Linked DNA regions of Homo sapiens: regions 1, 2 and 4 are each linked to region 3. Evidence: chromatin contacts called from ENCODE Hi-C or POLR2A ChIA-PET data. All regions are on one chromosome and are shown on one strand. Each heading gives the region's core, a stretch centred on a gene start or an enhancer-like site at or near the end of the contact. The rest is flanking DNA. Distances are from core to core; before and after follow the strand shown.

The links. Hi-C counts contacts between places; a loop is a spot of excess contacts on that map. ChIA-PET counts read pairs that join two places held with the same protein, here RNA polymerase II (POLR2A). Pooled maps may share reads with other maps.
Region 1: a pooled map shows a loop between it and region 3 (4-fold over the local background). The contact joins the promoter of KDM2B-DT here to the promoter of PSMD9 in region 3. A Hi-C loop is called at or near these places in 5 of 50 pooled maps. POLR2A ChIA-PET finds 5 or more read pairs at or near these places in 5 of 52 experiments (AG04449, T-cell, WTC11 and 2 more).
Region 2: a loop to region 3 is called in a pooled map, with 3 times the contacts of the local background. The contact joins the enhancer-like site here to the promoter of PSMD9 in region 3. A Hi-C loop is called at or near these places in 3 of 168 maps with a recorded cell type or tissue (CD8-positive, alpha-beta T cell and naive thymus-derived CD4-positive, alpha-beta T cell), 5 of 37 single-sample maps with no recorded cell type and 16 of 50 pooled maps. POLR2A ChIA-PET finds 5 or more read pairs at or near these places in 2 of 52 experiments (K562 and WTC11).
Region 4: a pooled map shows a loop between it and region 3 (5-fold over the local background). The contact joins the enhancer-like site here to the promoter of PSMD9 in region 3. A Hi-C loop is called at or near these places in 2 of 50 pooled maps. POLR2A ChIA-PET finds 5 or more read pairs at or near these places in 3 of 52 experiments (T-cell and activated T-cell).

What each region holds. Positions count from the first base shown.
Region 1 is chr12:121,578,258-121,585,400 of GRCh38, forward strand. KDM2B-DT (KDM2B divergent transcript) reads left to right here and starts at 2,254. Exons shown (of 4, transcript NR_183427.1): 1 at 2,254-3,006. It overlaps KDM2B (lysine demethylase 2B), which reads right to left and starts at 2,766. Exons shown (of 23, transcript NM_032590.5): 1 at 2,529-2,766; 2 at 545-689. The coding sequence starts at 2,654. RefSeq lists silencers at 808-887, 2,047-2,356, 2,437-2,486 and enhancers at 2,056-2,991, 3,927-4,862, 4,863-5,796.
Region 2 is chr12:121,446,512-121,453,375 of GRCh38, forward strand. KDM2B (lysine demethylase 2B) reads right to left here. Exons shown (of 23, transcript NM_032590.5): 13 at 6,609-6,833. Among named protein-coding and RNA genes, the nearest start is that of MIR7107, 5.6 kb to the left of the region's middle. RefSeq lists enhancers at 2,066-2,566, 2,567-3,067, 5,599-6,413, 6,414-6,864. Within about 2 kb of position 5,615, at least 15 of the 41 ENCODE cell types and tissues checked have a DNase peak (open chromatin) inside an H3K27ac peak, as active enhancers do.
Region 3 is chr12:121,883,739-121,891,153 of GRCh38, forward strand. PSMD9 (proteasome 26S subunit, non-ATPase 9) reads left to right here and starts at 5,052. Exons shown (of 6, transcript NM_002813.7): 1 at 5,052-5,256. The coding sequence starts at 5,119. It also overlaps a transcript of HPD not described here. RefSeq lists enhancers at 4,709-5,322, 4,956-5,355, 5,323-5,936.
Region 4 is chr12:121,419,460-121,426,892 of GRCh38, forward strand. It overlaps RNF34 (ring finger protein 34), which reads left to right. Exons shown (of 6, transcript NM_025126.4): 4 at 783-875; 5 at 1,118-1,319; 6 at 3,927-4,889. The coding sequence ends at 4,117. It also overlaps a transcript of KDM2B not described here. Among named protein-coding and RNA genes, the nearest start is that of MIR7107, 21 kb to the right of the region's middle. RefSeq lists an enhancer at 6,051-6,130. Within about 2 kb of position 5,917, at least 8 of the 41 ENCODE cell types and tissues checked have a DNase peak (open chromatin) inside an H3K27ac peak, as active enhancers do.

The DNA.
Region 1 (7,143 bases), core at 1,004-3,503, 310 kb before region 3:
GGGGAATGCGGCTCTGCGGACCCCAGGCCTAAGGGGGCATCGTCCCAAACACCCGACGCGCCCCCATCACCAGTTCCTCACTGGCAGGCCCCAAGCGGGAACGGGATTGGGAAGGCTTCGGGCCTGGGGGGCCTTACCCCGATGCCCCAGGGGCGCCCTGAACCCAGTTCCAGCCAGGCGGCGGCACCTCAGGCAGCGCAGGGAGCGCGACCGGCTCGGGGAGGGGGAGGACGCGGCGCTCCCGCCCTCCCTCGGTCCGCCTGTCCATCTCCAGGTCCCTCTGTCCGCCGGCCCCCTGGCTCTGCCCACCCTGGGGCTGGTGGTGGGCGCGGGCCGGGCCTAGGCCCATGCCCGGCCCCCCTTACTGCCTGCCCTCCTCCCTCACCACCCCACCCCACCCCCCCAGTGCTCGGCCTCGTTTCGTCACCGGATCCCCTGGAATGGGGGACGCGGGCGCGAAATACGAACCCAGCCACCGGCAGCTCCCTCCCCACGTGCGCTCGGCCCGCAGCGCAGAGGGCGGCCCGGGGTGGGGGCGCCTCACCTTTGCCCTCCATGGCGTGCACGAAGTCCCCCTGGTACAGCTGGCTGCGAAGCTTCTCCTCCAGGCTGAAGCCGCGGACGCTGACGATCTCCTCCACGTCCGACAAGTCCTCGTTCTCGTCGTATCGCTGGCGGTCAATCGGGCGCTGCGAGGACCCAAACCAGAGAGCCCGGGACATTATTGTGGGGGCTGGAGGTCGCCTCTCAACCTGGGCCCAGCACTAACAGGTGCAGCAGCCGAGCGCCCCCTGCACCCCACCATTGCAACCCAAGCAACTTTGCGCAATTGCCAAAGATGCTGAAAAGCAGGACAAGGAGAGGGGCCCGCACCCCGAGGGTCCAGCTGCGCTCTACGCGGGGTACTCCCCTCCGGTGTCTTCGGAAGCACTGAAGGGACATCTGGGGACCCTCCCCTGCCCCCCGCCCCCGAAATGTGCTGGGCTTCGCCCACTCGGCCGGGAGCCTGGTTATGTAACCCGCGAAGGGGGCTCCGGACACGGGCTGGCGGGGCAAATGTAGGCCCCAGGAGGAGCCGCTGCGGCGCCCGGCTCGGCGGTAACAGCAGCCCCAGCGGCCGCGGCGGCAGAGCCGGGAAGCCGGAACCGGGGGCCGGCGGCATTTCTAAAGCTGGAGCCGCCCCCGAGCTACCGGGGAAGCTGGAAAGCTGAAATGGAAGGGCTGAGACCCCAGCCGCCCCCGCCGCCCGCCCGCCAGTGCAAGAAGAGGAGGTGGGGGGAGGAGAATCGGGGCTTGGAAGGGGGAGAGGCAGACGGCCCGCCACAAAGCTCGGATCGGAGACCCCAAAACGCACCAGCAGCTGCCTCATCTCCCCACAAGCGCGCGCGCACACTCACTTCCTAAGGAGACTCCCCCACCACTCCCCGCATCCCCCTGCCTCCTCCCTCCACCGCCCAGCGCCCGGCCCCTCAGCCCCCCAGATTCCGGGCGAACCCCGAGCCCGCTCAGCCCCCCTCCACGCCTTTCCCCGATACCACCTCCCCACTTAAGTGTCTGAGACTCTAAGCCTCACAAGGGGCTGGAGGAGTAAGCAGCTTGCTTCCTTTTGCATGCAATTTATTATATTTTTTTCCCGGTCCTCTTGCAAAATACAGAAAAGGAAAGAAAAGGCAGCGAGAAACAACCAAAAAAAAAAAAAAAAAGATCTATCATATGCCAGATACAGATTTGGAAAAAAAAAAAAAAAAAAAAAGCTACACACCAATCTTCTTCCAGAGTCTTTCTCTGCCTCCATTTTTTTAGGAGAGTTCACCAATTAATTGTCAACACTCCTGCCCCCTGCATTTTGGCCGAGGGGGGAAGGAGGGAAGACCAAAGAAAACAAACCAAAAAATAAATAAATAAAGCAAGCCAGAGCCGAGATCTACAAAGTTTTGCACCAACACTTAGGCAGATCCGTTTGCAAAGTCCTAGGAAACCATTTTCAGCAGTTGTGGGGGGGGGGAGGCGTCGACGTCATAATCCCCGGAACGTAAACATTGTTGCCGATCGCGCTCGGAGCCCGCGGCCGGGCTATTTGGGGGGGCTCTCGGCCCGGGCTTGGGGGGGTGGGGGCGGCGGCCCGAGGAGGTATGGGGCGGGGAGGGAGCCCGGGAGGCACCGGGCGCCGTTAGCGCCGTGGCATCGCTGTTTTGTTGTTGGGTCACGAGTGCGCCTCTGCACGCAGGCGCCGCCGCCGCCCGGGAGTTGTGTGCAGAGCTGACTTTTGGAGGGCCGAGTTGCAGGCGGCGGGCGCATCCCGGAGATGGCGGGGCAGGGAGGGAGGGAAGGAGGAGGGGGCGGGGAGGGAGGTGCAGATTTGCACGGCTGGCCTCAGCGGGAGGCGCGGAAATGCAAGCCGAGCATGCTGGCGTGAAAGCCCCCGGGGCCTGGCACCCCCAAAAACGACCCCCCACCTCCGTTCCTGCCCTCATTGCCCAGGGCTACCCCTCTTCCTCTTCTTTCATCCACCCCTCCCCCAACATTACCTGTGTGGCCGACTCAAATTCAAAGCATTTTGTATATATAACTGTTTTCTTTTTTTGCTTTTCTGCTGCATGTCTTTTTCGTGGGGGGTGATCCTCTGCAGATCCCCCCATTTGCGGACCCGCCATGTGGAGGAGGCATTTGGGGGGCTCAGAAGGAAATTAGCTCGGCTTCCATACCTATAAGGACTGCCTAACTTTTAAACTCCCGGCACTCAAAGATGTGGACACACACACGTACAGGAAATACAGCCAGACCAGAGCCTTTGCAGTCCGCAGCTGACCGGAAGACGTTGCCTTTCATTCATTCATTCTGCCCGCCTCTGTGGACTCCTTTACTAGGCGACCAGCCCTGAAACAGAAGTTGGACATTTTTTAAAGGTTCTTGCGCTCGGCAAGGGGAGCAGATAGATGCTCAGGAGCGAAAGACGCAGAGAATTGGATCTGGCGCCTCCTAACGCAGCCCGCACAGGAGCGAAGGGTAAGCCCTTGTTGGTAGTTTATAGAAGACAAGTCGGTGGAAAGGTGCATGGTGCTCTGGGATAGGTGGGGGGAACTCTAGTGCCCTTGATGAAGCCCCTACAGGGCTTCTTAGCGGAGGTATCGGCACCCTCCGTACATACATGGGTGTCATTAGGTCCCTGTCCACTTACTAGTGTTTTTGACTACCCCAGCACTGGTCCTGGGTTGTCTTGTCCTCCCATCATGAGCAACAGTCAGGTCGACTTGGCTTGAGAAAAGCTAGCCCTAAACATTCCTCCAGCCCCAGCTGTGGCGCCCTGCTAGGCCTGATCTTGCGGGTAAAGATGCTGATAAAATGACATGGCAAGAGGGAGACGATAAAGGGACATTGTAGATAGCAGGCTTTGAGCCTGACATTTTATTTCTGCCATAACCCTGTGGGATACTTGGAGCAGGTCATTTTGCAGATAGGGAAACTGAAGCTCAGAGAAATTATGAATCTGAATGATTGCTGTGCTCCCATATGGTCCCCAGGCTATCAGACAGACCTGTGGGGAGGACGTGGCTTCCCCACCAGGAGATACGATGTCACTATCAGCATCGTATTGGCCGTCCTAAGAGACAGCTTCCCCCTCACTCACCTTAGAAGTTTCCTGTCCTATCTGACTGTAGTCTTTCCCACCCATCCTCAAAGGCTACTCTTTGAAGTTTGTTTTCATTCATGTTCACTAGCTGTAAAAATCTTTTAAGCAGGGATGAGGCTGGGAAACATCAAAATTTGTTTCCAAACTGAAATCGCCCACGTTGGCTGCTGCGTGCAATCAGTAGCCCTTCGTGTGAGTGCTGCCGGTTCTGCCTTCAGTCCGTCCAGAACCATGGACCATTTTATTTGTTCCTGTCTTTCTCACAAGAACCCTTTAAGGGAAATCGTCTTGTTCGTTCCCATTTTGCAAAGGAGGAAATTAGGACTAAGAAAAGCAAAGCCACTCACCCAGGATCACATAGCGCGTATGTGCCGCTGCCAGGGCTCACACTGGAGCCTGGCTTGGCCATCACGTGCTTTTTTTTTTTTTTTTTTTTTTTTTAGTAACTTACCAGCCTCACTACTGCCCCATAATGAAATAAACATGTTCAAAGGAGGCTGCATGGGCTGGAGAGTGACGCAAAGTGAATTAAGTGAAATAAAGCAAAAAATATATAATAGAATGCTTCATCTAATTAATTCTTTTTTCTCCCTGAGGCCCTTCTTTCTCTCCAAGTGGCCTCATAGTGGCCCCAAAAGCTGGCATCAGAAAAAGGTCCAATGGCAGCCACCTTAGTATAAAAACAGTTAAGTCCATCTATCACCTCCACGAGGAGTTCCTGGCCTGTCAGAGTGGGAAGGGGCTGGGTAGTCACCTCATTTAATCCCCCCCCTTTACAAACCTCGAGGAAACCGCAAACACGAGAAAAGAATGGGCCAGCCGGGGGTTTGTTCCCCTTGGCCTCCCCCAGAATGCCTGCCCTGCTGCCGGGTCCTAAGTGGCCACTCAATAAATGTTGGGCCCTTGATGAATCACCTTCCCCCTCGATATTTGCATTTTCTCTTTATCAGTAATTGGCAGATGAAAGGCTTTGTCCTCCAGTTGAAAGAATTCCAAGCATTTGCTCAAAGTGGGGGAGGAGGTTATTTTGGACCAAAGGGGGAAGGGCCAAGACCCTGGAGCTCCCAGTGTTGACTAATTGTCCCAGAGAAGTGGAGAGTAGGTAAGGGAAGAGAGAAGGTGAAGGTGCTTACCCCAGAGATGTACTTTTTCTTGCAGGAAAACACCGGGCCGGTTGTATTGGAAACATAATAATAATTATTTCCTGGACCCTCCTGCTCGATCTTACAAAGGGCCCAGTCAAATCCTGCCTGAGTTACCCCCATTCATTCTTCATTCATCAAAGGTTGATTGAGCAACTCTGTGCCCAAAGACAGAGAGGCTAGAGAAAAGAAGATGCAGCGTGGGGCATGCAGATTGGGGCATACTCGAGGCTGGGTAGGACGATGGACCTGCAGCTTCCCAAGGAAAGGGTGGACACTGGATGTAGCTCTCAGAAACCAGAATCTTGATAAGAAATTGAAGTTGTTCTCATATTCATATATGATTATCATAACTCCTGATTTTTCTTTTCTTTTTTTTGAGAGAGGGTCTTGCTCTGTTGCCCAGGCTGGAGTGCAGTGACACAATCTCAGCTCACTGCAACCTCCACCTCCTGGACTCAGCAATGCTCCACCTTAGCCTTCCAAGTAGCTGAGACTACAGGAGTGCACCACCATGCCCAGCTAATTTTTGTATTTTTGGTAGAGACAGGGTTTTGCCGTGTTGCCCAGGCTGGTCTCCAACTCCTAGGCTCAAGTGTTCCTCCCACCTCGGCCTCCCAAAGTGCTGAGATTACAGCCGTAAGCCACCACACCTGGCCCTGTTTTGTTTTAATTTAAGGATATCTAATCATTCCACATCAGCATATGTGGAATGCTATAGCACATCAGCTATAGTTTCCTTATTCTTTCTAATGATTTCATAGCATTTCATTGGGCAGATAAATGGTGCAAGAATGATTTAATTAGTTCCCTAACTTTTAGATGGTTTTCAATCTTTTTCTATTGCAAACAGAGCTATAAGGGATTGCAGCTTTGTGCTTGAGTCTGTCAGTAGAATATATATCTGAAAGTGATCATCCACGTCTCAGGATTCCTACCCTATCACCAACTATTTGTCCTTGAGAAGTTTATTTGTAAGATCTGAGCAGGTGGGACAACCTCATATCCAACTGGTATCCCCAGGAGTCTACGCAGTGCCATGCCCTTGGCAGGCACTCAGAGAGAGTGGTTTAAGGGCTAACACTGCAAGCATTCACACTGTAATCAGATGGCCTCTTCTAGGAAACCTTTGCTGATATCCTTGGCCCCCTTTCCCCATGGACCCTTCATTCATTCCACAAATGTTTGTGGAAGGTTGATTAGGGGGACCCTGTATCAAATCAGCCTCTTAGGTATATATAGCCTGGTAGGTGAGTTAAAACAAATTCTGGAAAGCACTCTAAGGCTGTGCTGTTTGATGGGATACATTAGCTACATACAGCTACTTAAATTTAATTAAAATAAAATGTAAAATTCAGCTCCTTAACCCAGTACCTACATTTGAAGGGGCTAGAAGTGACAGCACTGAATGGTGCAGATACAGAATATCCCTATCATTGGCTGGGCGCTGTGGGTCACACCTGTAATCCCAGCATTTTGGGATGCTGAGGCAGGTGGATCACCTGAGGTCAGGAGTTCAAGACCAGCCTGGCCAACAGGATGAAACCCCCGTCTCTATTAAAAATACAAAAATTGGACAAGCGTGGTGGTGCACACCTGTAATCCCAGCAACTCGGGAGGCTGAGGCAGGAGAATTGCTTGAACCCAGGAGGCAGAGTTTGCAATGAGCTGATTGCACCACTGCACTCAAGCCTGGGTGACAGAGGGGGATTCTGTCTCAAAAAAAAAAAAAGAATATCTTGAATAACTCTATCATCTTCTGTGGGACAGCCCTGAAGGGAGGCTTAGCATAGTGGGCAACCCTGTGGGCTCTGGATTCCTGTAAGCTCTGAGTTCGAATCCTATCATTATTTCCTAGCTATAAAATTTGGCCAAGCAAGTTAACCTGTCTTTGAGCCTCAGCCATAAAGGTGGGGAATTACAGCCCCTTATGGAGATTTGGCAAGGATTCAAAGGTACTGCAAATGTGAGGGGCTTTGCACAAAGTCATAGTAATATTATAAAAAATCTGGAGTGAAGCCAGGCGCAGTGGCTCATGCCTATAATCCCAGCAATTTGGGAGGCCAAGGCGGACAGATCACCTGTGCTCAGGAGTTCGAGACCAGCTTGGGCAACATGATAAAACCCTATCTCTACTAAAAATACAAAAATTAGCTGGGTGTGGTGGCGTGCGCCTGTAGTCCCAGCTACTCAGGAGGCTGAGGCACAAGAACCGCTTGAACCCAGGAGGCAGAGGTTGCAGTGAGCCAAGATCATTCACTGCACTCCAGCCTGGGTGACATCCCGAGACTCCGTCTCCAAACCAAAACGAAACTAAACAACATGCAGAATACTAATAATACTAAGTTGTGCGGACCATGTAAGGAAACC
Region 2 (6,864 bases), core at 4,365-6,864, 440 kb before region 3:
GTATGCGTAAAGTGCCTCGGCACACAGGTGACGCGTACCAAAGGAAAAGCACTCGTGACTGAGCTGGGAGGTGAAATGGCCACTTTCTCCACAGATTATTTTTACTTGAAGGAATGACTGATAGAAACCCCCTGGACACTGGTGTATTTTTGTGAAGATCAAAGAAGTGAGCTTGTCATTTCCAGAAAAATAACTGACAGCATTTGTTGCAAATGACAAAATTCAAGTTTCTGAATGAAAATTAGACTTTTGGAAAACTTTTATGAACCACCATAACCCGCACAGCTTCCCAATACTGAGAGACTTTTCCAATGAGATCAGTAATCATATTAACAAACGTGATTTCTAAAATAATATTATGTGCCAATATTTGGAAAATCCGCCTAACTCAGGGAGCCAATATTTTCCAGATGACCAATACATGGTGTTACAACATCATGCCTGAGCAAATGAGCTACTCAAAGGTCAAGACAGGCTAATGATTTTCAATGTAACAGTGTGAACAGCTCATTGATACAGTTTCAGACTCCACATTGCAACTAAACTTTAAAAAAAACTGTTGAGTTCTAGTTGAGTATCAGAGTATCCACAGTTATCAAAAAGGCTATTAAAATACTCCTCCCTTTTCCAAGTAGTATATATCTGTGTGAGGCAAAATTTTCCTCATACTCCCTCCAAAACAACATATCACAATAGACAAAACACAGAAGCAGATATGAAAATTCCAGGTCTTCTCTTTTTTTTTTTTATTTTTTGAGATGGAGTCTTGCTCTGTCACCCAGGCTGGAGTGCAGTGGCACGGTCTCGACTCACTGCAACCTCTGCCTCCTGGGTTCAAGCGATTCTCCTGCCTCAGCCTCCCGAGTAGCACAGGTGCCCGCCACCACGCCCAGCTAATTTTTTATATTTGTAGTAGAGATGCGGGGTTTCACCATGTTGGTCAGGCTGGTCTCGGACTCCTGACCTCATGATCCACCCACATCGGCCTCCCAAAGTGCCAGGATTACAGGCGTAAACCACCGCACCCGGCAATTCCAAGTCCTTTCTAATGAATCAGACATAACAGAGATTTACAAAAATATAAAACAACGCCATTCTTCTTATTTTTCTTTTGGAAAATGTAATTATTTCTCATAAAAATATGTTATTTCTTTTTTCTTATTTATTGTTGAGACGGTGTCTTGCTCTGTTGCCCAGTCTGGAGTGCAGTGACATGATCTCGGCTCACTGCAACCTCTGTCTGCCTCCTGGGTTCAAGCGATTCTCCCACCTCAGCCTCCCGAGTAGCTGGGACTACAGGCGTGCTGGGTAATTTTTGTATTTTTAGTAGAGATGGGGTTTCACCATGTTGGCCAGGCTTGTCTCAAACTCCTGACCTCGAGTGATCCTCCCACCTTAGCCTCCCAAAGTGTTGTGATTGCAGGCATTAGCCACCGCGCCCGGCCAAAATATGTTATTTCTATTAACACGTCATGGGTTTTCTTGTTATTTTAAGATAAATTTAAAATCTAAAAAAAAATTTCTTGGCCAGGAGTGATAGCACATGCCTGCAATCCCAGCACTTTGGGAGGCCAAGGCAGGCGGATTGCCTGAGCCCAGGAGTTTGAGACTAGCCTGGGCAACGTGGCAAAACCCTGTCTTTACAAAAAAATACAAAAATTAGTTGAGTGTAGTGGTGAATGCCTGTAGTCCCAGCTGCTCGGGAGACTGAGGTGGGAGGACTGCTTGAGCCCAGGAGGTAGAGGCTGCAGTGAGCCACGAGCACACCACTGCACTCCAGCCTGAGCGACACAGCAAGACTCTGTCTCAAAAAAAAAAAAAAAAAAAAAAAAAATCAGTTTTAATTTTTTTTTTTAGCTAAAGTCCTCTCACATCAAACTCAGTTTAAATTTCTAATACGGTCAATATTAATAAATATATAGCCTACATAAAAGAAAAGCTCTTTAGGGTCCTCATAATTTTGAAGAGCATGAAGGGGTCCCTGAGACCACGAAGTGTGAGAACTTGATGCACCCGGCTGTGAGCCCCCTGAGGCCAGGGCAGGTCAGCCTCATCCCGCCCAGTGCACCTGCAGACAGAGGAAGCACGCAGCCAACCTTTATTATGCTGCTCAGAGGAGCTTCAAGCAGGCTGGGATATACACGCCATTGGTAAGTGAAAAAGACTTGATTAAATGGCGCAAATGTTTGAATTCTAATAAACAGGACACAGAAGGCAAGGCAGTCATCGTTCCTTCCACAAATACCAAACACACATCTGCCACGGCCTGAAACAAGGTCCTGGGGCCACAGGAGCGAGGGAGATGGCTGCTCCCCATGAGCTATTTGGGAAGACAAAGACATTAAGTCGCTGAAATCCAAAGAAAACATGGAAAAATCATGTTCAAGAGTTCTCAGAAGCAGCAGAGGCTGATTTCTGGAGGACTTGGAGGACAGGGTGGAGAGAAGCCAAGTGGGCAAGGCCGCGGGGCCTCAAGGTGAATGAGGACAGAGCAGGCCAGGCCAAAGGGGACGTCTGGGGACCAGACTGCAGCGGGGGGCACAGGGTGAAGCACGGCCCACACGGCAAGAAGAGGGTCTGTGGTGGGGTGGGGCAGATGGCAGAACGGGCTCTGAGCCAGGTGGCAGGATGGGAGGCGGTGCCAGAGGCAAATCTCCTGCAGGGGCTGGCAGGGGGCTTGGGGCGCATGTGGGGGGGCAGACTGCAGGACACCAGCATGACATCGGCATGACACTGGCAGGGACATGGTGGAGAGGGGAGGCTACGGAGGCAGCCCCAGCGACGGAGCAAAGGGAGGGTCCAGAAAAGGAAGATAGGTGGGGCTGCGTATGTCACAGGTGGGTAACACGTGAGAAGTGCCCTGGCAGAGCAGAAGGGCTAGGAGAAGAGTAAGAAGGACCCCAAGGGTCAGGCCAAGCCTGCATCTGCCATCAGTTCCAGAAGCCACGTCAAGCTGAAGAGAGTAGGAGACGTAGAAAAATGGGGTTTCCTTCAACCAGCATGCGCTGTGCCAGGCACCAGAGCTGCAAAGATAAGATGGCACCCGAGACAGGTTTCCTATAACTGGGCCCAGCACACGGGGGCTGGGAGATAATAATGCCAAAGAGAAAAAGACAGTCGCGGGTTCATTACTGGCACACATTGGGTTTTAGGTGACACCGTTCTAAAAACCAACAGTTGCTATAGACAAGCTCTTTTAAATTCTATAGGATCCAATGGGTCACATGGACCCAGTCTCCAAAAAATGCACATCCATGCATGCACATAGACAAAAATGCATTTAATTTCAGGATGGCTCACAAATTCCCCGAAATCCATGGAAATGTCCTGGGGTTCGGGTACCAATTAAAAGCACAAGCAGTGGAACTGAACTTCTGCAGCAAAAGAAAGAACTGACAGAGTGAAAAGGCAATCTACAGGATGGAAGAAAATCCTTGCTAACCAGAGACCTGATAAGGGTTAATATCCAAAACATATCTAGAACTCCTCTAACTCAGCAACAAAAACCCCCAAAAGAAAGCCGATCTAGGCCAGATGCACTGTAATCCCAGCACTTTGGGAGGCCAAGGCGGGAGGGTGATCACCTGAGGTCAGGGGTTTGAGACCAGCCTAGACAATAGAGTGAAACCCTGCCTCTACCAAAAATACAAAAATTAGCTGGGTGTGGAGGTATGTGCCTGTAACTCCAGCTACTTGGGAGGCTGAGGTAGGATAATTTCTTGAACCCAGGAGGCAGAAGTTGCAGTGAGCCGAGACTGCGCCACTGCACTCCAGCCTGGGCAAAAGAATGAGACTCTGTCTCAAAAAAAAAAAAGAAAGAAAAAAAAGAAAAGAAAAAAGTAAATCAGTTTAAAAACGGGCTAAGGACTCAGACATTTCTCCAAAGAAGACAGACAAACAGCCAATAAGCACTTGAGAAGATGCTCAACATCACTAAGAATTAGGGAAAAGTAAATCAAAACTACAGTGAGACGTCACCTCATACAAATTAGGATGGCCACTAAAAACAAACTGAAAGCCCATAACATAACAGATGTTGGTGGGGACACAGAGAAACAGGAACCTTCATCGGGTGCGGTGGCTCACGCCTGTAATCCCAGCACTTTGGGAGGCCGAGGCGGGTGGATCACGAGGTCAGGAGATCCAGACCATCCTAGCCAACATGGTGAAACCCCGTCTCTACTAAAAATGCAAAAAAATTAGCCAGGCGTGGTGGCGGGCACTGGTAGTCCCAGCTACTCTGGAGGCTGAGGCAGGAAAAATGGCATGAACCCAGGAGGTGGAGCTTGCAGTGAGCCGAGATCGTGCCACTGCACTCCAGCCTGGGTGACAGAGCAAGACTCCATCAAAAAAAAAAAAGAGGAAGAAACAGGAACTTTCATGCACCCGTGGTGGGAATGTAAAACGGGATGGCCGCGGTGGCCAACAGTACAGAGGTTCCTCAAAAAGTTAAAAATAGAATCGTCATATGACCCAGCAAGCCCACTTCTGGGCATGGAGTTGACCCTTACACAGCACAGGATTGAACTGTGTGGGTCCGCTTATATGCCGATTTTTTTTCAACAAAAGTTATACTGAGTGTGCCTGCGTCTCCTGCCCCCCCCTTCTACCTCCTCCATCTCTTCTGCCTCTGCCACCTCTGAGACAGCAAGACCAACCCCTCCTCCTCTGCCTACACAATGTGAAGATGATGAGCATGAAGACCTTTATGATGATCCACTTCCACTTAATGAATGATAAATATATTTTCCTTATGATCTTCTTAATATTTTCTTTTCTCTAGCTTATTTTATTGTGAGAATACAGTATATAATACATATAAGATATGTGTTAATGGACTGTTTTTGTTACTGGTAAGGCTTCTGGTCAACAATAGGGCTAACAGTAGTTAAGTTTTAGGGGAGTCAAAAGTTACATGCAGATTTTCAACTGCACAGAGGTCAGATGGTGCCCCAACCCTTGTGTTGTTCAAGGGTCAATTGTATATCCAGAAGAATTCAAAACATGATCTCAAAGAGATATCTGCACACCCATATTCACTGCAGCACTATTCACAACAGGCAAGAGGTGAAAGCAATCCATATGTCCATCAACAGATGAATGGATAAAGAAAAGTTGAGCCAGGCGTGGTGGCTCACGCCTGTAATCCCAGCACTCTTGGAGGCCGAGGTGGGTAGATCACTTGAGGTCAGGAGTTCGAGACCAGCCTGGCCAACATGATGAAGCCCCGTCTGTACTAAAAATATAAAAATTAGCCAGATGTGGTGGCAGGTGCCTGTAATCCCAGCTACTCAGGAGACTGAGGCAGGAGAATCGCTTGAACCCAGGAGGCAGGGGTTGTTGTAAGCCAAGATTCCACTGCTGCACTCCAGCCTGGGCAACAGAGCAAGACTCCATCTCAGAAAAAAAAAAGAAAATTTGGTACAAATACACTTTCAGTATTAATCGGCCATAAAAAAAAAGGAAATTGTCATATGCTTCAACATGGATGAACCCTGAGGACTTTATGCTCAGGGCTATAAACAAGCCAATCCAATCACAGAAAGCCAATTACTGCATAATTCCACTTCTATGAGGTCCCGAGAGGAGTCAAGCTCTTAGAAACTGAAAGTGGAATGGTGGTTGCCCGGGCTGAGGGAGGGGAAAGGGGAGTAGAGCTTCAGTGGGTATGGAGTTTCAGTTTTGCAAAATGAAAAAGTTCTAGGGATCAGCTTCCCAAAAACGTGCATATGGTAATACTACTGTACTGCATACTTAAAAATGATTAATGTATTTTTTTTACCACAATTTCAAAAAACAAAACACAAGAAATATGCGTGGAAGGAGATGGCTGAGGTGTCTGGGCCTGCGGGGCATCGACAGCCAAGGAGGAAGGGCTCACCCTATGCCAGGCTGGGCCTGCAGATGAGCGCACCAGGGCCGAGGAATCCCGTCCCTCCAGCCGAGCCTGCTTTTCCACGGGGACTGGGAGATGACTCCTCCACAGGGAGGACCGCCGGCCCCCGGGGAGCAGCGCCCTGAGGAAGGCAGAGCATGTGGGTGTGTACAAGGGAATTCAAGGGCAAACCCCGCGACCTCGCCCCGTTGCGAAGTCCATGTCCACTGCCCTGTCTGGGGACGAGACCAGCGGCGCGGGGCCACTGCCGGAGCTGAGGCCAGGCGGTGTGGAGGGGCGGGCCAGGCTCTCCCGGGCGCGGCTCCTCAGTACCATAAATCACTCCTTGTTGGGGGCAGCCCCCTGAGATGGGGCGCTGACCTTCCACCCAGACTTCTGACTCTGAAGGCAGGGCCGGAAGGAAGGAAGGAAGGGCCCAGAACCGTCACCCAGAACCGTAATGTTGGCAACGGGGTCACAGACAGGACAGGCTGCCTGTCATCTTTAATGGCAGCAACTTCAAAGTACCTGAGCACCCTGGGAGGGAAGGAGCAGGAGGCCTGAGCCTGCGAAGCGGCCAGCGCCTTCCCGTCCACAGGAAGAGCTCTCGGGGAGTCCACAGCCCCGGCTTCTCTGTGTGCGGAGGGGCGGCCAGAGCGAGCAGCGGTCAGACACGCGGGCCGGCACGCAGGGGCCTGAATCGAGCGCAGGGCTGGGCGGGGGCCGCACTCACCGCGATGCACTGCCGCATGATGCAGCTCTGCTTCATGCGCCCGGGGCCCCCGAACTTCTTCATGTCCTTGCAGAAGTGGCACTCTCCGCACTCGGTCCGCAGGCAGGCCTCGCACTTGCGGCATCGCGTCCGGCGCCGCCGAGCTCCTGCCGTTGTCCGGTTGGCGGCCAACTTCACCGCGGAGGCCGGGCCCAGCTTCCCCTTGGGCCGACCCACAGCCCGGTTCTGCAGGGGAACAGACACGACTGGTCAGATG
Region 3 (7,415 bases), core at 3,802-6,301:
AAATTCCTAGGATCAGGGGATCCTCCCACTTCTGCCTCCCAAAGTGCTAGGATTATAGCCATGAGCTGCCTACAAAAGTTTCCTTGAACATGCATATACTCTTCATGTGGATTTGCTAATTGTTACATTTTGCCTCTTTCTCCCCTTGTATCATTTTCTTTGAACCACTTGCAAGTTAGTAGCTGAAACCATGACGCTACACATCTAAATATTTGAGCATTTATCTCCTTACCATAAAAAGAGTTTCTTTCACATAATTGCAACATCATTATCTGACTGAGGAAACTTAACACTGATATACTATAATTTAATATAAAGTTCATATTTAGATTTCATCAATTGGCCCAGTAAGTCTTTTAAAGCCGCTGTTTCTCATTAATAATTCAAGTAAGGATCATGTATTGCATTTAGTCATCGTTTCTCTTTTCCTCTCTTTTTTTTTTTTTTTTTGAGACGGAGTTTCGCTCTGTCGCCCAGGCTGGAGTGCAGTGGCATGATCGCCGCTCACTGCAACCTCTGCCTCAAGCAATTCCCCGGCCTCAGCCTCCCAAGTAGCTGGGATTACAGGTGTGTGCCGCTGTGCCCGGCTGATTTTTGTATTTTTACTAGAGATGGGGTTTTACTATGTTGGCCAGGCTGGTCTCAAACCCCTGACCTTATGTGATCCACCCACTTCGGCCACCCAAAATGCCGGGATTACGGGCGTGAACCATCATGCCTGGTCCTCCGCTAATTAATTTTTTTTTTTGTAGAGACGTAAGTCTTGCTATATTGCCCAGGCTGGTCTTAAACTCCTGGACTCAAGGGATCCTCCTGCCTTGATCTCCCAGAGATATAGGACTACAGACATGAGCCACTGCACCTGTATCTCTCTCTCTCTCTCTTTTGACAATGTTAGAAATGTTAGTTTATTTTTCTACCTTTTCTCTTTTTTTCTTCTTTCTGTTTAAAGTTTGTTTTAAAATTTTATCTTGAAGTGGTTTTAAACTCACAGAAAAGTTCCAAAAATATTATAAAGAACATTTATATGTTTCACCAATTATTTACATTTTGTAAATGTAAATAATTTACATTTACAAATAATTTACAGAGTCACCAATTATTAACATTTTGCCGTATTTACTTTATCTCTCTCTTGTCTACAAATATATATCTCTTTCTTTTTCTTGAGACGGAGTCTCACTATATGGTCCAGGCTGGAGTGCAGTGGCACGATCTCGGCTCACTACAACCTCCACCTCCCAGGTTCAAGCGATTCTCTCCTGCCTCAGTCTCCCGAGTAGCTGGGATTACAGGTGCCTGCCACCACGCCCAGCTGATTTTTGTATTTTTAGTAGAGACGGGGTTTCACCATGTTGGTCAGGCTAATCTCAAACTCCTGACCTCAAGTGATCCACCCCCCTCAGCCTCCCAAAGTGCTGAGATTACAGGCGTGAGCCACCATGCCCGGCCTTACATATATATCTGTATTTTTTTTTTTTTTAGATGAAGTCTTGCTCTGTCGCCAGGCTGTAGTGCAGTAGCACCATCTCGGCTCATTGTAACCTCTGCCTCCCGGATTCAAGTGATCCTCCTGACTCAATCTCCCGAGTAGCTGTGACTACAGGCATGAGTCACCACGTCCAGCTAATTTTTGTATTTTTGGTGGAGACAGAGTTTCACCATGTTGGCCAGGATGGTCTCCATCTCTTGACCTTGTGATCCGCCCACCTCGGTGTCCCAAAGTGCTGGGATTACAGGTGTGAGCCACCACGCCCGGCCTATATCTGTATTCTTTTCTGAACCATTTGAAAGTAAATTGCCTCTCTTAACCCTAAATACTACAGGGTACTTTTTCTAAGGGCACTGTCTTACAAAACCACAGTGAAAGTATCAAAATCAGGAAATTTTCAGATATCAAGGGTGGGAGGATATTACAATTTTTTTAAAAATCAGGAAATTTGGCCAGGTGCGGTGGCTCACGCCTGTAATCCCAGCACATTGGGAGGCTAAGGCGGGTGGATTGCCTGAGGTCAGGAGTTCTAGACCAGTCTGGCCAACATGGTGAAACCTTGTCTCTACTAAAAATACAAAAAAATTAGCCGAGCATGGTGGCATACGCCTGTAATCCCAGCTACTCGGGAGGCAGGGGAATTGCTTGAACCAGGGAGGTGGACGTTGCAGTGAGCCGAGATCTCGCCACTGCACTCCAGCCTGGGCAACAGAGCCACCACGCCCGGATAATTTTTGTATTTTTAGTAGGGACAAGGTTTCAGCATGTTGGCCAGGCTGGTCTTGAACTCCTGACCTCAGGTGATCCAGCCGCCTCGGTCTCCCAAAATGCTGAGATAACAGGCGTAAGCCACCGCACCTGGCCACATATTGCATTTAGTTTTTTTTTTTTTTTTTGAGATGGGGTCTCACTCTCTCGCCCGGGCTGGAGTGCAGTGGCACGATCTCTGCTCACTGCAAGCTCTGTCTCCCAGGTTCATGCCATTCTCCTGCCTCAGCCTCCTGAGTAGCTGGGACTACAGGCACGTGCCACCATGCCCGGCTAAATTTTTGTATTTTTAGTAGAGATGGAGTTTCACCGTGTTAGCCAGGATGGTCTCGATCTCCTAACCTCATGATCCACCTGGCTTGGCCTCCCAAAGTGCTGGGATTACAGGCGTGAGCCACCGCGCCTGGCCTAGTTTTTTTTTTTTTTTTTTTTTTGAGACGGAGTCTTGCTCTGCCGCTCAGGCAGTGAGCCACCTGCCCTGGCCTCCCAAAATGCTAGGATTATAGCCATAAGCAGCTTACAAAACAGTTTTCTTGAACATGCTTATACTCTTCACGTGGATTTGCTAATTGTTACATTTTGCCTCTTTCTCCCCTTGTATCACTTTCTTCGGACCACTTGCAAGTTAGTAGCAGAAATCATGACACTACACATCTAAATAATTGAGCATTTATCTCGTTCCAATAAAGATAAAAGTGATTCTCTCATATAATTGCAACACCATTATCTGACTGAGGAAATTTAACACTGATATACTATAATTTAATATAAAGTTCATATTTAGATTTCACCAGTTGGCCCAATAAGTCTTGTAAAGCTGCTGTTTCTCATTAAATAATTCAAGTAAGGATCATGTATTGCATTTAGTCATTATTTCTCTCTTCCTCCCTTTTTAACTTTATTATTTATTTATTTATTTGAGACAGAGTCTCACTCGGTCACTCAGGCTGGAGTGCAGTGACATGATCTCAGCTCATTGCAACCTCTGCCTCCCCGGTTCAAGCGATTCTCCTGCGTCAGCCTCCCAGGTAGCTGGGATTACAAGTGTGTGGCACTGTGCCTTGGTAACTTTTGTATTTTTAGTAGAGACGGTGTTTCACCATGTTGGCCAGGCTGGTCTTGAACTCCTGACCTCAAGTGATCCACCCACCTCAGCCTCCCAAAGTGCTGGGATTACAGGTGTGAATCACCACACCTGGTCCTCTGCTAATTAATTATTATTTTTTTTTTTTTGTAGAGATGGAGGTCTTGCTATGTTGCCCAGGCTAGTCTCAAACTCCTGGACCTAAGGGATCCTCCTGCCTTGATCTCCCAGCATAATGGGACTACAGGTATGAGCCACTGCACCTGTATTTCTCTCTCTCTCTCTCTCGATAATGTTAGAAATGTTAGTTTATTTTTGAGGGGTGCGGTAGCTCACTCCTGTAATCCCAGCACTTTGAAAGGCCGAGCTGGGCTGGATCACTTGAGGCCAGGGGTTCGAGACCTCAGCCTCCTGAGTACCTGGGATTACAGGTGTGTGCCACCACACCCGGCTAATATTTTATATTTTTGGTAGAGACAGGGTTTCACCATGTTGGCGAGGCTAGTCTCAAACTCCTGACCTCAAATGATCTGCTTGCCACAGCCTCCCAAAGTGCTGGGATTATAGGCATGAGCCACCACACCTGGCCCATTGCATTTAGTTGATGCACATCTTTAGTGTTCTTAAATCTAGGCAATTGCATATCCGCCTCCTTTCTCTGTCCCCCACCCCTTATTCCCCATGTGTATTTCACAACATTGACTTTTTTTGAAGTTTTCAGGCCAGTTGTTTTGAAGTATGTCCCTTCTTTTGGATATGTCTGTTTTCCAATGATTAGATTCAGGGCAAACATGTTTGAATACTACACAGATGACCGCTGAGCCCTTTTCAAGACAAAATATTAGAGGCACATGGTCAGATATCAAAGTTGATTGTTTAGGTAAGCTGGGTTGGAATTTTGGCCTCACATTTTGCTAGTTGGGTAAATTGGTTATTGAGACGGTTTTCTCAGCTGTCAAATTGGGATGTAATAATCTAGCTTCATGAGGTTGTTGAATTAATATATGTAAGGCATTTAGAACAGCGTCTGGCACATTATAAGTATCAATAAATAAACACTGTTACCGTTATTATTATCACTACGATTTTTAGAGGCCTTAACAGGAACATCCAGCACCTTCAACAGTATATGGCTCATAGGAATCATTCCATGAATATTTGTTAGCAGAAGGACAGCTCTATGAGATAGATTGCTATCAATTACTGCCCCATTTTACAGATGAGGAAACTGAGGCCCAGAGAAGCCAAGTAGTGACCTAGGGTCACACAGATTGCCGTTAAGTGGCAAGATACGGGGTGTGTACTCAGGCATATCGGATCTGTAAAGTGAGGGATAAGGAACCTTAATGTATTTTGTAAATCCTCCAGGGCTGTGTGGATGTGAAGAACTGAATTGGAGCGCCACGCAGCGGTTCTCTGGCGTACAGTATCCATCCATACAGTAGGCGCTCAATAAATGTCTGCTGCACGAATGAGAAAATGAGTCAGCTGGGGCGAGATCATCCCCTAGCGTTGGTGTGCAATTGCGTGGGGATCCATTGCTTCCGACGCTACTCCTGCCGGGTCACCACAGGCGCACGTGTTCCGGCAGGGCGCGGCTTCCGGTGACCCAGCTCCGCCCTAAGCCCCATCCCAAGCCCCGCCCCTTGACTGTTCTCGCGTTCGCGGACGGCTGTGGTGTTTTGGCGCATGGGCGGAGCCGTAGTTACGGTCGACTGGGGCGTCGTCCCTAGCCCGGGAGCCGGGTCTCTGGAGTCGCGGCCCGGGGTTCACGATGTCCGACGAGGAAGCGAGGCAGAGCGGAGGCTCCTCGCAGGCCGGCGTCGTGACTGTCAGCGACGTCCAGGAGCTGATGCGGCGCAAGGAGGAGATAGAAGCGCAGATCAAGGCCAACTATGACGTGCTGGAAAGCGTGAGTGTGGGTTCGGGGCGCCCCAAGTCGCCTAACCCGGCCCGGAGTCCCTGGGGTACTGGGATGCCAGGGCGGCCTCAGTTTGGGCGCTCCGCAACGGATCTCCCTGGGAGGCCCAAGGCGCCGCAAGTGCGGCCTCTGTCGGCACAAGAAGGCAGGCAAAGAACTTTAGCAACTGAAGAGTTAGCCATATTGATATCCAGCAAGAGTTTGTGGAGCCCTGCTGTGTGCTAGGCGCTGGTTTAAGTGCTGTGCATTGTTGAGTTAATTTAATCTTTGCAACAACCCTTTGAGGTGGATGCTGTTACTCTTTCCATTTTAGGGAGGGGGAAACAGGTGTTACTTGGTGATTAAACAGCTGTCATGTGCCTCGCTGACTGCCTTATCTTAATTTTGTACTTTTTGTAAAGACAGAGTCTCACTGTGTTGCCCAGGTTGGTATCGAACTCATGGCCTCAAGCGATCCTTCCACCTCGGCCTTTCAAAGTGCTGGGATTACAGGCGTGAGCTACTGCACCCGGCATTTGCTGATTGTATCGTGAATTCTTAAACTTCAGTGTGTATATGAATTACCTGGGGATCTTATTAAAATGCAGATTTTGTTTGAGGCAAGGGAGCAGATTCTGCATTTGTAGCAAACTCCCAGCAATGCTGATGCTAGTGGTCTAAGGACCGAACTTTGAGTTACAAATAAGGCTCATCATCCTTATTGCATAAGGAGGAAACTGAGGCCCAGAGTGGGGCAAACGCCTATCTAAGGTCATGTAGTTCGGAAGTGGCAGTGGTGGGTCTGGCTCAAAAGCTGATGCAGGTTTTCTTATGCCATCTAGTGTAAAATCACAGATCAGTTTGCAGAGGAAGATGCAATTAATTATGCCCAAGTAGGGTGGGATGGAATGCATTTTAGGTGATGTAAGATGAAGTTTCTTTTTTTTTTGTCTGAGACGGAGTCTTGCTTTGTCACCCAGGCTGGAGTGCAGTGGCTCAATCTCGGCTCACTGCAGCCTCTGCCTCCTGGGTTCAAGTGATTCTCCTGCCTCAGCCTCCCGAGTAGTAGGGATTACAGGCGAGCGCCAGTACGCCAGGCTAATTTTTTATTTTAAGTAAAAGCAGGGTTTCACCATGTTGGTCAGGCCGGTGTTGGATTCCTGACCTCAGGTGATCCGCCCACCTTGGCCTCCCCAAGTGCTGGGATTACAGGCGTGAGCCACCGCGTCCGGCCATAAGATGAAGTTTCATACGGAGGGCCAGAGAACCATTTTACTGGGTGCTGACTATATGCTCAAAGTGGGATTCAGACTTCAGGTCTGTTACATTCAGAACCTGTGCTTTCAAGCAAATTACCAGCAATTTCTCAAACTTTAGTTTACTTTCTACCACATGCAGTATACTATATGCATATACCACTTGTGTTATTCCTTTGATATTTTTATTTAAATAGATCTACTTTTAATCTTATATAAATGTATTATTATTGTTATTATTATTATTGAGACAGGGTCTCGCTCTGTTGCCCAGGCTGGAGTTCAGTGGCACCATCTTGGTTCACTGCAGCCTCAATCTCCTGGTGTCAAGCAATCCTCCCACCTCAGCCTCCCAAGTAGCTGAGACTGCAGGTACGTGCCACCACGCCCAGCTAATTTTTGTATTTTTTGTAGCTATGGGGTCTCACTATGTTGCTTGCTCAGACTGGTCTGAAACTCCTGGGCTCAAGCAGTCCTCCTGCCTCTGCCTCCCAAAGTGTTGGGGTTACAGGCATGAGCCACAGTGCCTTGCCCATAAATGTATTTTAAAAGGAAATTTCAAAACTCCGCTGCATATGGAAAATGATAATCTCTTCTCTTAAATATAAGGTCAGATGCTTTGCATGTTGATACGGCATGTTGGTTGCTTCTGGCTAGCTGCTGTTGCTTGCTGAAAGCTTTCAGCCTGAAACCGTGCTCTATATTTGTTTTTAAAAAGTGGGTTTGGGCCGGGCCTGGTGGCTCACGCCTGTAATCCCAGCACTTTGGGAGGCCAAGGTGGGTGGATCACCTGAGGCCAGGATGGTCTCGATCTCCTGACCTCGTGATCCGCCCGCCTCGGCCTCCCAAAGTGCTGGGATTACAGGCTTGAGCCACCGCGCCAGGCCTACAAAAAATTTTTTTAAAAATTAGTTG
Region 4 (7,433 bases), core at 4,667-7,166, 460 kb before region 3:
ATTGGCATATTTATGCTGCAAACATAAGGCACAGCTGACTTACATACCCCTTTTGGGTATACACCACCATTTGGGTGATGTGGATTGTTGGATGCTACAGTATGGTGCCTGGCAATCAGGGTGGAATATTTGAAATTGGGAACCGACCTAGCTTATTGGAGAGCTATTGTCAAATATAGTCAAAAGAAAATATGTGAAGGAAGGTACATAACCCAAACTGAAGAGATTTGTGTTTTCTAAAGTGTTCTGATTGAGAAATTTTAAAAACTAGAATTAGCCTCAGCCATCAGTGAAGTCTAGAAAGCCTTCGTTGGAATTAGATTGTCTAAGTACGCTGTGGTAGGACTGAGATCTTTCAAATCAGATGCCCCTGATGCTTGGGCTGACCCATCAGAGCTTTAGCTTTTTTCTGTCTGCATCTTACAGGCTCCAGTTAAACTAGCCATTTGCAGGTACTTTGATAATGACACAGTGCTGTCCCATATCCTTAATGGCTTTGGCATTCCATTATGGGACCTTCCTGAGAGAGTTAATACTCTGGTTAGATTTTATAACTTTACACACACACAGGAATTTGTGTTTTGAGCTAACTTTATGGAAGGTAGGTTCTTCATGCAATTTTGTAGGGCCCAACTTTTTGGAAGGGTCAGCAGCATTCTGAATCCAAAGATGTGCATTATGCTGGCTTTCTGGTCATCATGGGGAGCATCAATGACAAGGTTTTCTCTAGTGATAAATACAGATTGATTCCTGACCTAATCAGATACGTTGTATAAGTGTAGGTACAAAGTGAAATCACTTCAGCAAACACAGAAGATGATGATGACGACGATGATGAGGATGATGATGATGAAGAAGAAAACGCAGAGGATCGGGTGAGGCCACCTATAAAATTTGGTTTCCCTGACATGTCAGCCTGACAGGAAGGGACAGTGCCCTGTGGACATTCGCTAGATTAGTACAGGATGTTTCTTCTGGTTTGAATGTAGGACAGTATACTGAAACACTTCTAGGACTGCTGAGATGGCTGGGAGAATATTCAGGGCCAGTGATGAGTTTAGAGTGGGGAGGGTCTGGACTTATGGGACCAGGGCTAATGGATGCTCTGTGGTTTCAGAACCCCGGGCTCTCCAAGGAGAGAGTGAGAGCTTCACTGTCTGACTTGTCAAGCCTTGATGATGTGGAAGGAATGAGCGTGCGCCAGCTGAAGGAAATTCTGGCTCGGAATTTTGTCAACTATTCTGGCTGTTGTGAAAAATGGGAACTGGTAGAGAAAGTAAACCGGTTATACAAAGAGAATGAAGAAAACCAAAAGTCCTGTAGGTTTATCTTTTCATTTTTTCCCTGTAGTATTTTTCCTTAGGCTTTTAAAAACTGGGTTGTTTTTGTCACAATTAAGTCAAATTTATTTTTGAGAAAGCTGTGTACCATTTTACTGAGTATCAGTTAGTTACATGAGCCTGTTTATAGATCTGGAAAGGAGTAACTTCATTATGTGATGTTCATTATGGCTGCGAGACCACCACTGCCAAGTGAGTTAGAAAATTATTCAATTTGGTTTTTCTTACTATAATTAACTATTTGTTACAACCCTAATTAAATTCCTCGTCTCTGTAAAAATGCTTATTTTCTCACTAATGCCTTTGGCCGGCCAGTACCTTGGTTCTCTCAACTTTTAAATCTAACAGTAGGGGGAAAATTCCCTATAGCCCAGATGTTACATAGTTCTTAGCATCAACTATCTGTAGATTTCTGTGTAAGTCACAAAAAGCTGAGGTTAAGAACTTCTGAACTAGGCTGGGCTTGGTGGCTCACAACTGTAATTCTAGGACTTTGGGAGGCTGAGGCAGGAGGATCACTTGAGCCCAGGAGTTTGAGACCAGCCTGGGCAACATAGAGAGATCCCATCTCTAAAAAAAAAAAAAAAAAAAAAAAAAAACCAAAAAAACCTGGTGTGGTGGCACCAGCCTGTGGTCCCAGCTACTTGGGAGGCTGAGGGGGGAGGATTGCTTGAGCCTGCAGGGAGCCGTGGTCATGCCACTGCACTCCAGCCTAGGTGACAGAGCAAGACTGTCTCAAAACAAAACAAAACAGAACAAAAACTTCTCAACTATACATTGATGAAATTTGGCACAGAAATTCTTCCTCAGCTGGTAACACGATCAAGCCACGGAACATTTATGGACAAGAAAAAATAATTCAGTTGTATTTATTTTTTTCTTTTTAATTGTAAAAAAAATATATATGTACTTAATATTTTTAAATTGAGACAGGGTCTCACTATGTTGCCCAGACTAGTGCTGAATTAGGCGTGGGCCACCATGCCTGACCCTCAGTGGTGTTCAGACTAACAAATCTTATGTTCCTATCTAGCTTAAACAGCCCTCCCATCATTAACTTTTATCATCTTGAGTTTTGTCCTTTAAAAGCTGGTTATAATACAGCATTTGTTGATGAACAGGTTTATGCCCAGAATATGCACAAAATATTTTGGCAATCCTACTTCAAAGATGATGTCACAGTGGTAGATGCAGGAATCTTCATCCTCAGAGCTTTCAGAGGTCGTAGGCTGCTGGCTGGGAAATGGTTTTCTGGCAGTGAGGGGAGAAGTCAGTTGACTTCATAAATGTAAATAGCAACTATGTACAGTGCACAACGATAATGCCATTCCCACCCTTAAGTACTTTGCGGCGTAGGATATAACATGGTTGTTATTATGACAGCATGGTTTCCAGTGTCTTTCTCCATTAACTCACTGCATAATCTAACCCTAGTTCAATCTCTGGCTTGGGTGGAACACACATTTTGTTTTGAGCACAGCTGGCATCTTTCCTAGCTTGACTGGCTCCAAGTCACTACCAAGATTGTTCCCATATCCCTGACAAGATACTGGCTCCTCTGCTTTCCTAAGTTCTAAAGAGTGGGAAGGAACCCTCCACACAGAAGGAGAGACCAAGGCCCACTCTGATTTCATCTTGAGTTGCCTAGTGCCTTCTCCATTGGCATATCTGCCATCTCATCCCATAGATCCTTTCTCCCCAGGTCCACACCAGTAGTCGTGGGCCATGAACTAAGACCCCAGATCACAAGAATCTCTCCCCATGAATGGCAGTAAAACATTTCTCTTAAATCTAGAGACTACTGACCTTTCAAGCTTGAATTCCTGTTCTGTTCCAACTATTCATGATTCCCTTTGATCTCCTCTGACCTGTAGAAAGGGAAGCACCCAAATCCATAGCCCTATGGCCAAATCTCAGGCTGGGGTTAACTTTTTTTTAACTTATTCATCGTCTTTCTTATTCACAGACTGGATTTTCTCAGATGTAAAGGTGGGCCAAGAGCCAGGACGGCCCATCTCTTTCAAGTTAGACTTCAGCAGGGCCAGGAACACAGATGGCTTGAGATGATTCTAAGGCTAGGGAGGGAAGGATGCACAATTATTCCTAACTTTCCTAAGGGGGAACTAAGGCTCCTTTTCCTACTGAGATGAGGCTCCAGAGACTGTGGTGTTCCCAGGGCTACAAAGCTGGGGCAACTGAGTTAAATTCCAATAGCATCCTGACTCCAAAGCCCATCTACAGAAGACCAGCTGAGGGTTTCTTTTTCTAGTTACAGAAGTAATATATCCCTATCACAGATGTCTTGAATTAGACAAAGATATAAAATAGAAATACATAGCTAACATTTGTTGGGTACGTCAAGCATTTTATTCTTTACAAAACCCTGAGGTATAGCTTTTATCATTGCCATTTCTAGTGGAGAGAACCAAAGTGCAGAGAAGTTGGGATTATTTCTTGTACAACACTGGGGTGGCATTGGGCCTGCAGGGGTCATTCAGCAGGTGGCTGCTCAGCTTCGGACTGGGAGGGTGGCTGGCTGACTGGCCATGCCTGAAGCCGAGGCCTTAGCTCTCTGTTGCCTTTCAGATGGCGAGCGGCTGCAGCTGCAGGATGAGGAAGACGACAGCCTGTGTCGCATCTGCATGGATGCCGTCATCGACTGTGTCCTACTGGAGTGTGGGCACATGGTTACCTGCACCAAGTGCGGCAAGCGCATGAGTGAGTGTCCCATCTGCCGGCAGTATGTGGTGCGAGCCGTGCACGTGTTCAAGTCCTGAAACAGGCTCCCCTCACCAGGACAGTCACCCCCAAACTTGACCCCCAACATTTCAATGCACAGAAGGGACTGGAAAGTTATGTTCAAAGGCTGAAGCTATTTTAAAACATTATTTTGACTACTAAGTGGGGACAGAAAGATCCATCCTGAGTTGTGGAAACATTGGTCCATGCCGTGAGCCTGTCTGCCTGTGGACACGTGAGCTTCCCGGGCTCAGCTGGGCTTTATCACACATCCCGTGAACACTCATTGAAGTCAGCCTGTTTGCGCCATGTGGGCATCAGCCACTGCTGTCTTGGGAGGACACTTATCCTGTTCTCTTATTTCCCCTTCATCCTATTTTTAACTTAAACTGCTCAGATGTTTGAAACTTCTGTCCTCTTTGGATGAGATCAGTGTCCACAAGTGGCCGACATGGAACATGCTGAGCAGTGGCTCCTCTGAATGTTCACTTTATTAGTCATGTATATTTTAAATGCTAACATTTGATGAATGTAAGTTTCCACATTGTTGCTGTTTCTGCATTTAAACATAATTGGGAACAACTGACATTCTCTAGTCGACTGCCAGGGCCTTAGACTCCACATGTCCATTTTTGTTCAGGTATAGCTTTTTATAGCAAGGGCTGCATCTAGCTTCTTTTATTAGAAGTGTGTGTGCTAAATTCCTTATTAATGTGTAATCAGTTTACATTGTTTTGTATAGTGAAGGTGTATTTTCAGTGCTACCCGCTAGCTGATTTTAACTTTAGGAATAAAATTAGTTTTAAAAGCTTTTGTTTACATTGTCTTGGTCAGTTCCTAAATCAAGTGACCTGGCCTAGCACCCCTCTTCAGAAGAGATGGTGGGAGCACCTTCAAAGATGTCACATGGGGGCCGGGTGCGGTGGCTCACGCCTGTAATCCTAGGACCTTGTGAGGTTGAGGCTGGAGGAATGCTTGAGCTCACAAGTTCAAGACTAGCTTGGACAACATGGCGAAACCCTGTCTTTGGAAAAAATTAGCCAGGCGTGGTAGTCCCAGCTACTCAGGAGGCTGAGGTAGGAGGATGGCTTGAGCCTTGGGTGTGGAGGTTACAGTGAGCCAAGATCACACCACTGAAATCCAACTTGGGTAACAGAGCCAGACCTTGTCTCAAAAAAAAAAAAAAAGAAAAAAAAGAAAAAAACAATGCCACATGAGCAACAGTGCTTACATTTCCTGCTTGCTTATCAGTAAGGTTAACTGCTGATGTGCTGTTTCTTGTGTCCAGGTATTGCGCTAGGTGCTGTAGTTGCCTCTGCAGTCCTCAAAGCAACTTTCTGAAATAAACATTGCTTTGCTTCTCTAACCTCTGAGAAGTTAGACTTGTCTAAAACCTCATGGTTAAAAAGTGGCTATGCAGAATTTGAACCTAGCTCTGATGCCAGAGTTGCTCTTAACCCTTCCAGTACCACATAAGAAATGAGAAACTTGGGCCAGGTGTGGTGGCTCATGCCTGTAATCCTAGCACTTTGGGAGGCTGAGGCGGGTGGATCATGAGGTCAAGAGTTCGAGACCAGCCTGGTCAACATGGTGAAACTGTCTCAACTAAAAATACGAAAATTAGCTGGGCATGGTGGCGGGTCCCTGTAATCCCAACTACTCAGGAGGCTGAGGCAGGAGAATCGCCTGAAACTGGAAGGCGGAGGTTGCAGTGAGCCAAGATCGTGCCATTGCACTCCAGGCTGGGCGACGAGCGAAACTCCGTCTCAAAAAAAAAAAAAAAAAAAGAGGAACTTGAGCTATTATGCAAAAATGTTGTGAAATCTCTTTTAGGTCCAACTTGACTTGACTCAGGATGGTTGAGTTGAGACCAACTGTCATTTCAGTGCAGCTGGGAGTGGCCACTTCTCAGAGTCTGTTATCTCCTGACTGTGCAGTGAGTAACACATATGGCCTTGGGTGCTCAGAATTTATTAGTCCATCAACAGAGCTGAAAATACCTGTGAACACCAGGAGGCAGATGCCCCTGTGCTTTGGGCAGAAAGTTTGTGTGGCTAATAGTAAAGAAAAAAATTTTCTGCTTTTGAAGATCAAAGCATGTAAATCAAGGCCTCCCACTTGTTTGTCTGCAACCACAATTGGTAGTAACTGGCTTGAGCAGGTCATGGTTTCCCTTTAGAAGCAGCATAAGTTGCCAGAGTTTTGTGGGCACTTGTGCTTTTTGTCTAAACTTTTTTTTTTTTTTTGAGACAGAGTCTCGCTCTGTTGCCCAGGCCGGAGTGCAGTGGCGTGATCTCAGCTCACTGCAAATTCCACCTCCTGGGTTCATGCCATTCTCCTGCCTCAGCCTCCCAAGTAGCTGGGACTACAGGCACCCGCCACCACGCCCGGCTAATTTTTCTGTATATTTAGTAGAGACGGGGTTTCACTGTGTTAGCCAGGATAGTCTCAATCTCCTGACCTCATGATCCACCCGCCTCTTCCTCCCAAAGTAATCTTTTGATGAGACTCTGGAAATCTTAACATTTCCTCCAAATTGGTAACTTGGTGGTGGCAAGTCTTTAAATCCAGGCCATAGAAGCTAAGCAGTAGGTGCTGGTTTTGTCTAAACTTAAATTCAAAAATTCAGATTTATACAGTCTTAGTTTAAAGCAGTTTAATGTTTACTCTTAGATTTGTGTATTAAGTTTTAGTGGCTTCTTTATAGAAAGAGTACAAAATGCTTGGTGGATTTTTTAGATAGTAGTTTGAAGTAACCCTGGTTTATTAGCCAGATAATAGAAATGTCAGACAACAGAAATGTTTAGTGTAACAGGCTTGATACTTGGAAATTGGCTTGTTTGGCAGAGGGCAAGCATTTCCCCCTGGAATTTGAATTTTTAAACTGGCATGCCTTTCTACCCCCTCCCCCCCCTTTTTTTTTTAAAGACAGAGTCTTGCTGTTGCCCACCCAGGCAGAGTACAGTGGCATGATCATAGCTCACTACAGTCTTAACTTCTGGGCTCAAGCAGCCCTCCCGCCTCAGCCTCCCCAGGAGCTGGCATATAATGCATACCACCATGCCTGGATAATTTTAAACAATTTTTTTTTTTTTTTTTTTTTTTTAGACAGAGTCTTGCTCTGTTGCCCAGGCTGAAGTTCAATGGTGCAATCTTGGCTTATCGCAACCTCCGCTTCCCAGGTTCAAGTGATTCTTCTGCCTTTTCCTCCTGAGTAGCTGGGATCACAGGTGCATACTACACTCCCAGCTAATTTTGTATTTTTAATAGAGACAGGGTTTTACCATGTTGGCCAGGCTGGTCTCAAACTCCTGACCTCGGGTGATTCGCCCGCCTCGGCCTCTCAAAGTGCTG